2 separate regions of the Homo sapiens genome follow, and region 2 is linked to region 1. A link is a contact called in ENCODE Hi-C or POLR2A ChIA-PET data. All regions are on one chromosome and are shown on one strand. The core of a region is the stretch at or near the end of the contact, and the rest is flanking DNA. Distances in the headings are between cores, read along the strand shown.

Region 1 (6,703 bases), core at 3,029-5,528:
CCCATAATAAAATATAGAGTATCTGTAGAACACTTATAACTCTTCAAGAAGTTCTCCTTTCTACTACACATCAGCCTGGAAGGCACACTTCAAATGCCCAGCAAACCTCGCACACACCTGCATAAACCCCAAAACCAGCAATTGTGACTTTCAGTATCTGGGAAAGCATTGCTCTCTGCCTTGGCTCTGCTAAGAGGAAAAGCCCAGTTCTCAGATAGAAAAGGCATCCAGGAGATGTCCCAGTAGGGAATGGAGTTCTGAGATGTCCTTTCTCCTCCAACGGATCCGTTTCATGGGTTTTCATGCCCTGTTGGCGTCCTGGCCCACATGTGAAACCAAATAACGTTATAACACCACACGTCCCGCTGCATGGCATCCAGCGACCAGAGGCCTCTCACCCCTTCGGTGAGTCAGCAGCAGGAGCTGGTCCTGGGGCCATTTGGGTGGTAGCCTTCCCTTTCCAAAGCTTCCAGCACCAGCTCAAAGGAAACTGCTGACTTTTCTAGGTGAGAGGGTCTCTGGTCCATGAGTCAGCCTGCTCTAGGGCCACTGGGCCCTCCCTGTGTATCAGGTGCTGGACCTCTAACCAGTAAGAACAAGAGGCGGTGTGCTCAGTGAAGTGATGTCCCTCCTCTCCTGCCTCGGTTTCCTCTCTGTAAGTTGTTGGAATATTTCACAGGAGCCTGCTCAGCAGGTTGTAAGCTACTTGGAGACCTGCTCAGCTGGGCCCCTGTCCCTGCTGGATGCAAATATTCCATCCCGGGGGCCTTTAGTTAGACATCCTCCCACTTTTAAAATGAAACAGGTCCATATTTGGAGGAAAGAGAGAGGTGGATGTAACATTTATAGGAGAGAGAGACTAGGACGAAGAAAGAAAAGAAGACGTAAACTCTAAGCATCTGGGCAACATCAGGCCAGGGGGACTGGGCTGTCACCACTGCAGCTCCTCCAGGGCAAGCAGCAGACAGGACATGAGGATCAGGCCCCCGGACCAGCCCAGGAGAGGTCAGGCTCACGAGACGATCAGGCCTTGAGTCCAGCCCAGGAGAAGATCCGGCCACGGGGCCAGGAGAGGATCGAAGCTTTGTGATATCAGACAGCCCAGAACCCTAGATCCCTTGGCACTTAGGTGAAGAATTTCTTAAAGAATCAATCAAATGAAGACAAATTAAAGAACAAAGTAAACATTCTTGGATATTATGGGAGAAACAGCCCTATTTGAAGGTGGTATTCTAAGGAGAGAAATCAATCTAATGAAGGAAAGAAACTTGGAAGGACTTAGAGAAAGATGCCTCTGGACTCACACAAAACCTCCTAAGAGAAGACAGTTCCTGCTTACTCTAAGTCCAGAAGCAAGAACACACACTAAGGCAGGGGACAAAGACTGAAGAGGAACTTCCAGATCCCACAACGGGTCAGAGGCCTAAAGACCAACGGGAAACTAGCAGAGCACAGATGGCAGCTGACATCCAAAATGAGAAAGGACTATCGCTTACAAGAGACTTACAACGTGGCTACTCATTGTTTTGTTTTCATTTTTGTTTTTGTTTTTGAAGGGACAAGAAGGGAAATAAGCAATCAGTTTTCCTGATTTTTACAAAAAGGCATATAAGAAACGATAACCTATGCTTGCTTGTGGAAAGATTCTGAGATCACGGAATGAAAACCTGGGAATATGTCTTGGTCCTTCAGCCTGCTATAACAAAACACCTTGGACTGGGTAATTAATAAACAGCAGAAATGTATTGCTCACAGTTCTGGAGGCTGGGAAGCCCACGATCAAGGTGCTGGCAGATTTGGTATCTGGTAAGGACTGGTTGTCTCCTTCTCTGTGTCCTCACATGGTAGAAGGGGCCAACAAGCTCCTTTGGGCCTCTCTTGTAAGAGCACTAATCCCATTCATGCAGGCTCCACTCTCATGCCCTCATGACCCAATCACCTGCCAAAGGCCTCATCTCTTAATTCCATCATCTGGGGGTTAGGTTTCAACATATGAATTTTGTGGGGACGCAAACATTCAGACCACAGCAAAAGGGCAGTGGTAACACAGAAGCAGCCCAACTTTGAAACTGGCCTTCATCTGGTAAAAGTCAGTTCTTTTAATTACTCAACATGGGAATCTAGACTTATTCAGCCTCCCTGGGCCTGCCCTTGCTCAGGTGTTCAATGGCATTAACCAGGCCCAACAGTGGGTGTGGCGTGTCCACAGCTCTCAGGACTGTCCCTGCTCCTTCCTTGCCTTCTCAGCTGGGGAAAACTGATGCTGGTATCGCTAGCTGACGACCCCAGGGTGTCTGTGTCTGTTCTCACCATATTTCCAGCTCTGGTCCAAGCCTGTATCTTGCTCCTCTGTTTTTGGCAATTTCAATACCTGTAAGTACAGAGAGAAAAAGAAAATGGAGCAATTTCAGCACCTATACACTCAAAGACAGATGAAACAACCTGCTGCAGTAGGTAGGATAAAAAAAAAAACAAACAACAAACAAAAATGCTCTGTGCCTTCCCAGACGGGATGCAGTCAGGCTTCCTGTTGACAGCATGGCAGCAGAGGGCAGCATACACCTGTATACACCTGTATACACGAGTACGCCTGCACCTGCTTATACTTGCATATACCTGCTTATATCTGCAGGAAATGAGAAACAGGGAGGGCTTGCAGGTCTGACCCTTAGCACCATGGAGGAGGCGGAGGAAGAGGAAGAAGTCAGACCCTGGTAGTTTATTAACAAGGAAATGCCCAACACCATCTAGAGGAAAAAGGACTTAGAGGATTACGATCCAGCAGTGGTGCCACTGTCAGGCACCATCGGCTTACTGGTCTTGGGCAGCAGCTTCCAACAAGCACCTAGGGAGGAGAGGCTGGCAGAGTGGAAACTTAGTTTTGGCCAAGCCTTCTTCAGTTCAACTAGATTTGCTCTGAGCAAATGAGGTGAAAGCAGGTTGATATTTAAAAAATAAAAATAAAAAACCACTGGCTGCGGTGGCTCATGCCTGGAATCCCAGCACTTTGGGAGGCCAAGGCAGGTGGATCACTTGAGGTCAGGAGTTCGAGGCCAGCATGGCCACCATGGTGAAACCTTGTCTCTACTAAAAATACAGAAATTGGCCATGCATGGTGGCAGACGCCTGTAATCCCAGCTACTCAGGAGGCTGAGGCAGGAGAATCGCTTGAGCCCAGGAGGCAGAGACTGCAGTGAGCCAAGATGACACCACTGCACTCCAGCCAGGGCAACAGAGTGACAGTCCATGTCAAATAATAATAATCATAATAATAATCCAGGGCACATACTGATTAGATGCCATCTCTTGAAACATTCTGTTTCTATTGTTCCTGGCAAAGGCTCTTGCAGTCAGCAGACCAGTGCAAGACAAGCTGCAACCTGACTACACCTGCAGGCTTGCCCATTTAGGTGCAGGTGTAATAGTTTAACTTTTCATCCTCCACGGTGCGTCCATATGAACGAAAATTAGATGGTGACCTTTCAACAACCACACCCTATCTTCGAGGCCACCACGCCCGGCTGATTTTTGTATTTTTAGTAGAGACGGTGTTTCACCATGATGGCCAGGCTGGTCTTGAACTCCTGACCTCAGGTGACTTCCACCCCCTCCGGCCCCCCCAAAATGCTGGGATGACAGGCGTCTTTTTCTACTTCCCTTTCTGGGACGCCTTCTCCCACCAGGAAGGCCCACGGGGACCAGAGACCATCAATCTCTGGCCTCTGCACACCATCCCCGCCAGTGCGCAGCCATTCTGTTCAACTTAGATATCTCCGAGAATGGGCAGCTCAGTCCCAACCACGGGACCCCAGAGATATCAGAACACGGGTCCATCCCCAGGCCTCCCGCCTAAGCCGCCAGACTTTTCTTAACCGTGCCTTGTATATCGCTCGTCCCCGGGAACTATAAACACTCACTTCCCGACGAGGACCTGAGCACGTACCACTGGCGGGGTCATTGCCCATTATCTCACCTGATCCCATGCCCAGGGCCGAGAGTTTCCCAGGGCAAGGCTGTGAGCACGCCACGGGCAAGCCTGGGCCCAGCCACGGTGCCCGTGCGCCACCCCAAACCGGTGCCCCCGCCGCCCCAGACTCACTCTTTAAAATTCTTTGCAAATTGCCCTCGAAGTCCAGGGCCCACTGGTTGAGTGCGCAGGTGGCCACGGTCACCTTCCGGCCCATCCTGGCCGCAGTCGCTTGGGCAGGAGGCCAGCGGGGGACAGCAAGACCAGGGTCCCAGCGAGGTAGGCGGCTGGGACGCCGGACCTTCCGGGTTGCCCGGCCCCGCCCCCTCCCCGCCCATCCGTTGAGGCTCCGGCCAAGGAGGACTGCGGCGTCAGGCCCTGCCTACGGATCGCCCCGCCCCGTCTGAGGAGCTCACGACCGCGCCTGCGCAGCGAGGTGGCCTCAGCGTTCACGGCACCGCGAAGGGCCCCGCCCCCGCCCCGGCTCCACCCACGTCCCAGGCCCCGGCCCCGGCCCGGCCCTTGCGGGCAAACCCGTTCAGGTGCACAGGTGCAGGGGGCTCACCGCCCAGCTGCAGCACCCCTCTATTTTATCCCACACCGCCACCCCACATCCAGCTTAGCCATGTTTTATTTTAATACGGCATGAAACGTTCCAAATACACCAAAAGTGGAGAGTACGGTAGGAGCGCTCCATCGTGCCCGCGGGACAGCAGACGATAGCAATCGATTCTCCGTGCTGGGAATCCCGCCACCCTGGGCGGATGGCGCTGAATTCTTGGGAACCCTCTCCTGCCCCTTTCACTCCTGTACCACGTGTGTAAGTAGCTCAGGTAGCGCACTGTTTGCCTTTTCTGAAACTACAGGAACTGCACTTGAATGTGCTTCTGCAACTTGATTTTTTCCCCTGTAATATGAGATACGTTCTTTTAATTATTTTTCTGCAGTTTGGTATTCCATAGTGGCAGTAAAGCAGGTTTATTCAATAGCGGATGGGCATTGACGTTATTAGCAGCGTTTTGCCAACAGACGCACGCACACAGGCACTGCTGCAATTTCCTTTCCGGCAAGGTTTCCTTCGTGACCTCGTTCCGCCAGTTCCTGCAGCAGCTTTGCAGAGTAGTAGGGTTCGTGCTGTTTGACTTTACTAAATATTGCCAAGTCTCTTCTCCAGGGCGCTTGCACCGATTCACTACCAGCGGTTTCTCACTTTTTATTTTTTCACATTTCCTCTTTAGTCCACCCACGGTAGAATCCATTTTTCCCCCATATAAATAACTGCCTCATCATCGTTGCTTGAAGAGGCCATCCTTCCTTCTGTCATTCATGTTAGTTTAAAAACACACAATTCACAAATTTGGAAAAAGAGAAGGCTTTATTTCTTGTAAACGGTCGTAGCCTGCAAGGTGGCGGCCATCTGTCTGAGGCTGGGAATCTGTCTCCAGCCAAGGCCAGAGACAGGCACGTCCAAGGAGGAGGGGTTGGGGCAGGAGCGCTATGCTGAAGGGATTGGCTAAACATACATATTCAACAGGTAACAGGAGGAGCTATGAATATTCATGAAGGTGGTCCTGACACATGCCCTCTTATTGAGCAAAGCATGTAATATATGACCCATGTTCACTTTGGGGTGGAGACTTAACATTTACACATCTTACAATTAGGGCCTTTATGGCAAAACGTCTTTTCAGGACACAAAGGCATGCAGGTGCATCATCTCTCTCTATTAACGGGTCAGCTGGTCGGCATGGTCAGCTGGTCGGTGGTCTCTTATTAGGAGAAAGTCACTGAAATCAGTCTCTTGTCCAATCACAGCTGCTATGGCTGGTGAAACAGAGTCAGTTAGTTGGCACCTAGTGGAGCTGCAATTGTTTTAATATTCCCTATCCCAAGGCTAGTGTGTGTTTGGCTAATAGAGAAACAGAAAGCCTTGTGGCTCTTAGAATATAGTTTATTCTCTAAGTGTGGGTTGCCTGACTTACCCTCGCCTAGCATGGCTTTGGGTCCTGTTTATAATTTGGTATCTTATTGCCACAGAGTCCGTTCTGTCAGTCTTACGATCTCTGTTTTAACATGAATGCCGGCCAGTTGTGGTGTCCAAACTCTGAAACAGGGGGCTATTACCAGGCGCATCTGACCTCCCATCCCATCATGTCTGGGAATTCAGTGTTGAGGTTTTTCTGGTGTCCCCTTGGTCAGGAGAAGGTCCCTTTGGTCAATGGGGGGCTTAGGATTTTATTTTTACCTTATGTACATATACCCGTTTTCACATTTTGAATCACTTTTTTTCCTGTCTATAAAGTAGTGCTTGTTCATGACAATTTGGAAACTCCACAAAAGCACCAGAATGTTATACATGCTAACTTATTTAATCCTCACAGTAGTTTTCATGCTTCTGAAATCCACACGATCTGCTCAAATTATCTCCTGCCAACAATGGCTGATGCCAGGCCTGGGCAGAGAAGGGGAGGATCCTTGAACATCTGGTTGTCCCAGAAAATAAGTAAGTACTCAAAGGATGGTAGATACATGTCATATGAAAAAAGAAGCCAATTTGAAGGGGCTCCCGTTAGCTAAATACAGGACAATACAGTAAGGATCATAACTCGGTCAGCTAAATCCATTAGGGCATACTGATAAAAAATAAATCAAAGAGGAAATCCCTACAGAAGAATGCTTGCTAATAAATAATTTATTAATAAATGTTGAGGGAATGATAAAATTAGAAAATTAACA
Region 2 (7,210 bases), core at 1,013-3,512, 340 kb before region 1:
GCTCAGGGGGAGCTGGGGCAAAGGCTGGTGGCAATGGGGGGCTTGGGTGTAGAGTGGAGGCACAAGAGCCAGGTGGCCGGGCAGCAGTCTGTGGGAGCTCGGGGGTTGCTTGTCCTCTGTGTGTCCTAGTGTCTTTGTCGGTGAGATGGGACAATGATATCACACTCTCACAGGTGCGGGGGCTGACAAATGTCAGGTCTGAGGACAGTGGCTGGCCCACTACGGGGCCAGTTCCCCTTCTCTATAGTCACCCTGCTCATCTTCCATTGACTGGGTGCTCAGGACAGTGGCGTGGTGGATCCGCCTGTACAGCCTGTGCTCCAGCGTCCTGCAGGCCACAGCTGTGTCCAAACCTGACCCCGACTGCCCCTCCTGCCACCTCTATTTTATAGATGAGGAAACCGAGGCCCAAGGGCTTAGGGAACCCTGCTCTGAAGCACACAGTAGGGCTGCTGGGCTCAGATCCTCCCTCCCTGTGCTGAGCTGCCCTCCTCCTGCCACAATCCCCCCACGACCCGAGCCCACCCTTCTCACCGGCCTCTGCCCTAGTTCCCCGCATGGTGTGGGAGTGTGGGGCATCCTAGCTTTTCCCCGGCCCCCAGTTCTTTCACTTCCACTGGAGTCCTGTAGGGACAGCTTGGGGACCATGCAGGCCCGGGTGGGCGTGGGGGCTCACATAGCTCGGTGGTGAACAGCTGGCACATCTCTGGGTTGCAGACGGTAAGGGCCATGTAGAATTGAGGAGCCCGCTGGTGCTCCCGGCAGGCAGCCAGCCTCCGCAGGACCCCGACCAGCGACACGATGGCTTCTGGGCAATACAGCACGTCTACGGTGAAAGCTTCAGGTTACTGAAAGGGACCAGCGGACAGTTCCAGGTCATGCTGACCTCAGCAGAAGGGCGAGGCCAGAGAGGCAGCGGTCATATGAGACTAGTAGATGCCATTTGATCATTTGGGCCATTAGATGGAAAGGCAATTACTTGGGTGAAAAAGGAGAACCCTTAATAGAGAAAGCTGCAAAAGACTGAAGCAAAAGAAAAAAATCTCCAGACTCACTGGTGTTCCTTAAAAAACGTGCTCTGGTTCTCGGCCTATCTAGAGGGCTGTGAATGACACAAAGCCTGACCCTGCGATGAACTTCGTGTTTCAGGTGTCTGCGGATTTGTCTGCTGGCTTGCAGGGGTGGGCCTGTGTCCCTGGCCACTGCTGGACCTGTGATTTTCAGGGCTGGGACCCAGGACCACAGGCAGAGCTCTGTTCGACCAGAGAGGAGACTGAGCGTGCTGGCAGGGGTGAGGGGTTTTCCGTGGCCCAGCCAAACACCACCTTCTCTCAAGGGCCCTGTCCTTATCCCAGAAGTGGTTGTTTTCCTCCTGTGGTCTCTGAAACACACAGGCATGGCTCTGGGACAGAGCCATGTGGTGACGACTGTAACGGGAGTATGCCTGTCTCCAACAAGAGGGCTGTGGCTTGAAGGTCAGCTTAAGAGGCACCCCTGTCCTTTGATGTCACCCTGGAGGCCCAGAGTAACTCTTCTGGAAGCCCCATCATGTCCATGCCCAACAGCATCCATTGTTCCCTTTTCCCAGAGCCAAGAGCTGGTTAGAGCTGCAAGGACACCGCCTGCACAGGATGCCCGGGGCTGGGCATTACCTGCTGCAATGACAACATCTGGCTGGATGGCAGAGAGCTGACAGACCGTCGCGACGTCCCAGTCCAGCTGGGCCACTGTCACCCTGGGGCTGTCTAAGTTGGCAGTGATATCTGCACCTAATGAGAGGCCATTGAGAAGGACATTCCCTCAGAGCTGCTAGAGGACCCAGCTGTGACAGTCCCTGAAGATGTATGCCCGGGGGTGGCACATCTTGCAGATGGCCAGGCCTGTGAGGCCAGCACCACTGCCAAGCTCTAGGACAGTCCTGGTGGGAGGAAAGGGGGTCATGTCTGCGACTGCACCAGGGTAAGCCTGCCTCGGTGCCCTGCCCTGTGCCCTGAGGTCACCTATCAGTGAAGGCTGCTGGGTTCTCGATGGCCCATTCTGCAAGGTAGAGGGCGGCATCCCATGTGACCAGGACTGTGATGCCGTGGGAGATGATGGCTGTGCTCTTGGAGAGTGTGACTGAGCCTCCCGAGGGCAGCACCAAGAGAAGGCGAGAGAGTCAGTCCAGCGATCAGAAGGCAAGTGGCTTAGAAGACAAGCAGCCATCCACCACATGGCTGAATAAACCATGACAGGACAAATCGCCACTCAGCAATGAGAAGCAGCTAACTGTTGACATGCCAACAGCTTGCACAGGCCTCAAGGGTGTCACGTGGCATGAAAGACACTCATCTCAGGCCACACAGGATTCCATTCATTGAACATTCCTGAGACAATGGAATTCTGGCGATGGAGCACAGGTCAGTTGTGGCCAGGGGCCGGGTGTGGCTATGAAGGGGTGGCTGCCTTGTGATGATTCAATATGCTATGTTTTTCCTTTGTGGTTTTCTGTATCTATGTTTTATCTTATTTTTTTTGAGCTCTGTTCCCCAGGCTGGAGTCAGTGGCACAATCTTGGCTCACTGCAACCTCTGCCTCCTGGGTTCAAGCAATTCTCCTGCCTCAGCTGCCCAAGTAGGTGCGACTACAGGCATGTGTCACCATGTCTGGCTAATTTTTCTACTTCTTTTTGACAGTTTCACTCTCGTTGCCCAGGTGGGAGTGCAATAGCGCGATCTTGGCTCACTACAACCTCCACCTCCTGGGTTCAAGAGATTCTCCTGCCTCATCCTCCTGAGTAGCTGGGATTACAGGCGCCCACTACCACACCAAGCTAATTTTTGTATTTTTAGTAAAGGCAGAGTTTCACCATGTTGGCCAGGCTGGTCTCAAACTCCTGATCTCAGGTGATCCACCCGCCTCAGCCTCCCAAAGTGCTGGGATTACAGGCATGAGCCACCACGCCCGGCCTAATTTTTGTATTTTTAGTAGAGACAGGGTTTCACCATATTGGCCAGGCTGGTCTTGAACTCCTGACCTCGGATCCACCCGCCTCAGCCTCCCAAAGTGCTGGGATTACAGGTGTGAGCCACCACACCCGGACCTGTCAACTATTCTTTGAGGACTGGGCACCAGGTCCTTGTGAAGCAGGTAGAGTGTGTCACCTATTGGACAAATGCCTCACAACCCTATAAGACATGCTGTTGTTGTTGAAGTGCTTGATTTACAGACAGGGAAACTGAGGCTAAAGAAGGTTGACGAACCTCATGTCTAAGACTGCAGACTGGGTGAGTCAGGATTTGAACCCACACCCACGTTTTCACTTTGTCTGTGCGGGAAGGGTATCTGGGCTGTGAGGGGGAGGAGGGTGTCCTTCTCATACCAGCAAATAGCTCCGGTGGCCCTGGGTGGACTCCTTGGCCATCAGGGTCTCCACCAGCACCTCGTACAGCTCATCCAAAGGCTCTGTGTGGACAGCCTCGTGCTGGGGGCAGACAGAGTGAGAGCTTGTTTGCTTTCGTTCTAATCTGTAAAAATGGCCAGATGATTTTCACCAAGTTTGGAGGGGAGATATGGGATAGAATGGTGTAATACCGGCCAGCTGCCATATAAAATATTCACTTCGTTGGGCGTGGTGGTGTGTGCCGAATAGTCCCAGCTACTCTAGAGGCTGACATGGGAGGACTGCTTGAGCCCAGGAGTTCAAGGACAGCCTGGGCAAGAGACCTTGTCTCTAAAAAAAAAATTCACTTGGTAGGGAAACCTGGATGGGAGGGCCTTCAAAGAGAGGTGTTGAAAGTGTAGGGTTGGGTGTAGTCTAGGGCAGGAGACAAGGATTCTGTGAGAGCTGCCACATGACCATGACAGAGAGGAGGAAAACAAAAGGTGCTTTTAAGTGAGCCCAGGCAGAACTGTGAGGGCGGCCCATGCTGCAGGCTGTGGCTGTCAGCAGGCTGCTTCTCCACGGCTGGCCCCATCCTAAGATTCACAGGGCAGCAGCAGGGTACACTGGGTGACTGCTGCCCTCTCCTGGTGGCACAGGGCAGACCTACTGGTGACCACAGATGCACCCTTTTGGGGAGGACTAGGGAGAAAGAAGGTATTGGAGAAGCAGGGGATTGTTTATTTGCTAAAAGTGTGGCCCTTTCACACAGAAGATCTGCTACTGCCTACTGAGGAATGGCCTCTCGACATCCTTATGTCAAACCCTGCATGTTCGGGCTCATCTTTAAAATCCATCCTAGGCCAGGTGTGGTGGCTCATGCCTGTAATCCCAGCATATTGGGAGGCCGAGGCAGGCGGATCACCTGAGGTCAGGAGTTTGAGACCAGCCTGGCCAACATGGTGAAACTCTGTCTCTACTAAAAATAAAAAAATTAGCCAGGCATGGTGGCATGTGCCTATAGTTTCAGCTTCTTAGGAGGCTAGGCACGAGACTTGCTGGGACCCAGGAGGCAGAGGTTTCAGGGAGCCAAGACTGTGCCATGGTAATCCAGCCTGGGCAACACAGTGAGACTCTGTCTCAAAAAAATAAATAAGTAAAAAATAAAATCCATCCTGTATCAGTCAGGAAAGAGCTCATTCCAGCAGGATCAATGCAGAGAATTCACCAGCGGAAGTAGTTCCAAAGGTATGGCAAGAGCTAAACCTTCCAACAGGGGCCCGTGGGGCAACCCAGAGATGGACAAGAGCAGGAAACTCCAAACCCTTCGGCGGGCAGGACAGAGGGTGTGAGTGAGGGTTCCAGTGCTGTGGGCTGGACCAGCCTGGTAGGAATGAGAATCCATATGCTAGGAGCTGGGGCCCCAGAGAAGCAGCTGCTGCGGAAACCCCAGGAGGCAGAGTGAGGGAGAGACGCTGGCCTTCCCTTCTTCCCGCCCTGCACTGTCTCCCATGGGTCACACGCGGCTGCAGCCAGTTGCCTGGGGAGGCCCCTGCCATACTGGGGTTTGCAAAGCAGGCCCAGGGCCTGGGAAGGATGAGGTCTGCAGCACGCAGGTGGCTATGCTGTCCTGCTACTGGGCGGACACTGCCCATAACTGACCTTTTTGATGAGTTCTGAGAGAAAGCACCGGGCATACTTGACTGACGGCGGGTGCTTCACACACACAGGATGCTTCACAGTCTACTGCAAGGGACAGAACATTGGTTGCTCGAGAGCCCGTCTTAAGTCGCCTATGAGCCTCAAGCCAACATGGCAGAGGGCAAACTCCAGGCTACCGGATCCCTCAGCAAAGATGCAGATGGACACAGCGTTCTGGCCCCATGCATCTGAAGTTTGTCTTAAGCTATAAGCCGTTTCCTAAAAATGCTTCCACTGCAGTGGCACAGGCTATGGCAGCATTTCTAATGCCCATTCTGAGCAGGAACACAGGGCACGTGGGCCCAAACCACCTCCCTCCCAGGGGAGCCAGTGTGAACCAGCGTTTGCAGTAAAGACAGTCGCCAACTGTCTGGCTCTATGGAAGAGGAGGGAAGGCCCACTCGGCAACTGCTCTCTTTCAGCGTGTGTCCCTGGGGACAGGATGGAGGGGAGGGGACGCTCAGGGTGACACTCCAGCTAAAGCCAAGAGAAGTCAAGTGCAGGACGAGCAAGTTCCAGGCAGTGGCAACAGCTGGTGCAAGCTCTGAGGTGGCCACAGCCTGGCACTTGGAAAGGAGGGCAGAGGGACTAGTGCAGCAGGACAGGGGATGGTAGGAAAACAGGAGCCTGGAGGGAGAGGGAGGAGACAGTCTGCAGTGCCTGCTGGCTGGGAGGGATGCAGATTCTGCCCAAGGGCAGCAAAGTACCCCACGCAATACACAGGCTCTTCAGGCTGGTGCTGGTTTTTCATTTTTTCTGACACAGAGTCTCGCTCTGTTGCCCAGGCTGGAGTGCAGTGGCCCAATCTTGGCTCACCGCAGCCTCTGCCTCCTGGGTTCAAGCGATTCTCCTGCCTCAGCCTCCCGAGTAGCTGGGACTATAGGCGTGCACCACCACGCCCAGCTAATTTTTGTTTTTTTAGTAGAGATGTGTTTTTGCCATGTTGGCCAGGCCCGTCTTGAACTCCTGACCTTAGGTGATCTGTCCACCTCAGCTTCCCAAAGTCCTGGGATTACAGATGTGAGCCAGTGCACCCAGCCTTGTGCTGGGTTTTAAAGCAGCTATTCCTACATTTCATGCTTCACCACCTACGAGAGTGATGCTCAGGGTGAAACTCAGAGCAGGGTGCAAGACAACTTCAGGTATCTCCATGCTCGAAGCCCTGACCTACTGTATTGCCCCAAAAGTCTTCCCTGCTGTGGCTGCATCTTTTCCACATGGATAATCTTGGTTCACCTCTAGCACAGGAATTCTTCACTGGGGCTCCTAGGATGGGCTGGGTGGGTGGGGGTGGACAATGTCTGCCTCCAGAGTTTGTATGGAAAATGTATTCTTCTGGTGCACTTCTTTCTGGGAGGGAGTCTATTGCTTTGTCTTTTCAGAAGGGCTCATGGCTCTTCGAAGGTGAAGACCCAGGATGCAGGGTGATCTGCACTTGGCCCTCAAGGCCAAGGTCAGGCTGTGGCTGGGCCGGGTGGTGATCCTGCCTCTCACCTACATGCAGATGCTCTTGAGTCCAAACCCCACCCTGGGCAAAGTAAGGGCCCATTTAGGTCTAGAAGAGACAGGAGTGGGCAGGACAGGCCTCACGAATGCAAAAAAGAAAGTCTCTGAGCATCTACCAAATGTTAGAAGCTGTTTTGCACCTGTCATCTCTGTTTTTGCTGTGGGGGGTTTAAAAAACTTTCCCTAGATTCCCCCCTCTCATGCAGAATTTTGTATATTCTGATATCTTTGTCTAAGTCTTATATAGAAAATGAAAGAGCTGGAGCTGTTGGAGGTGCCGACACCCACCTGCAGTGCTGACTCAATGGTTTTGTTCCTTGAACAGGGGTGTTTTTAAAGGGTACAAGCACACCTGTGCTTCTTCTCTCAGGTCTTCCGGAGAGATTCAGGAGGCAGGGTCATGAGTCCCAGGGACTCTGGAATTCTTACCTTCTGCAAAATATCCCGCAGCAGCTCAGAATCTGATGAGTCTCTTAACTTTGCTTCTAAGCTCTGTGTGGAGAGGAGAGAGAGAAATCTCAAGGGTGCATTCACAGGAACATTAAACACGCAATAGAATGAGTTGGCAAAGGGCTGTGTGATCTCTCCCTGGGGATGTGGAGCCAGTTGGAAGTGGAAGCCACAGCAGCTGAAAGCCTGACC

What was found. Hi-C counts contacts between places; a loop is a spot of excess contacts on that map. ChIA-PET counts read pairs that join two places held with the same protein, here RNA polymerase II (POLR2A). Pooled maps may share reads with other maps.
Region 2: a map of CD4-positive, alpha-beta T cell shows a loop between it and region 1 (8-fold over the local background). The contact joins the enhancer-like site here to the promoter of NADSYN1 in region 1. A Hi-C loop is called at or near these places in 13 of 168 maps with a recorded cell type or tissue (B cell, CD4-positive, alpha-beta T cell, CD4-positive, alpha-beta memory T cell and 8 more), 19 of 37 single-sample maps with no recorded cell type and 26 of 50 pooled maps. POLR2A ChIA-PET finds 5 or more read pairs at or near these places in 3 of 52 experiments (T-cell, activated B cell and activated naive CD4-positive, alpha-beta T cell).

The regions. Positions count from the first base shown.
Region 1 is chr11:71,450,778-71,457,480 of GRCh38, reverse strand. It overlaps NADSYN1 (NAD synthetase 1), which reads right to left and starts at 4,278. Exons shown (of 21, transcript NM_018161.5): 1 at 4,100-4,278; 2 at 2,311-2,371. The coding sequence starts at 4,184. It overlaps DHCR7-DT (DHCR7 divergent transcript), which reads right to left. Exons shown (of 2, transcript NR_186309.1): 2 at 5,324-5,791. RefSeq lists enhancers at 3,121-3,620, 3,621-4,122, 5,360-5,439, 5,560-5,609 and a silencer at 4,180-4,549.
Region 2 is chr11:71,789,633-71,796,842 of GRCh38, reverse strand. It overlaps the pseudogene FAM86C1P and the pseudogene ALG1L9P. Among named protein-coding and RNA genes, the nearest start is that of DEFB108B, 40 kb to the left of the region's middle. Within about 2 kb of position 2,262, at least 3 of the 41 ENCODE cell types and tissues checked have a DNase peak (open chromatin) inside an H3K27ac peak, as active enhancers do.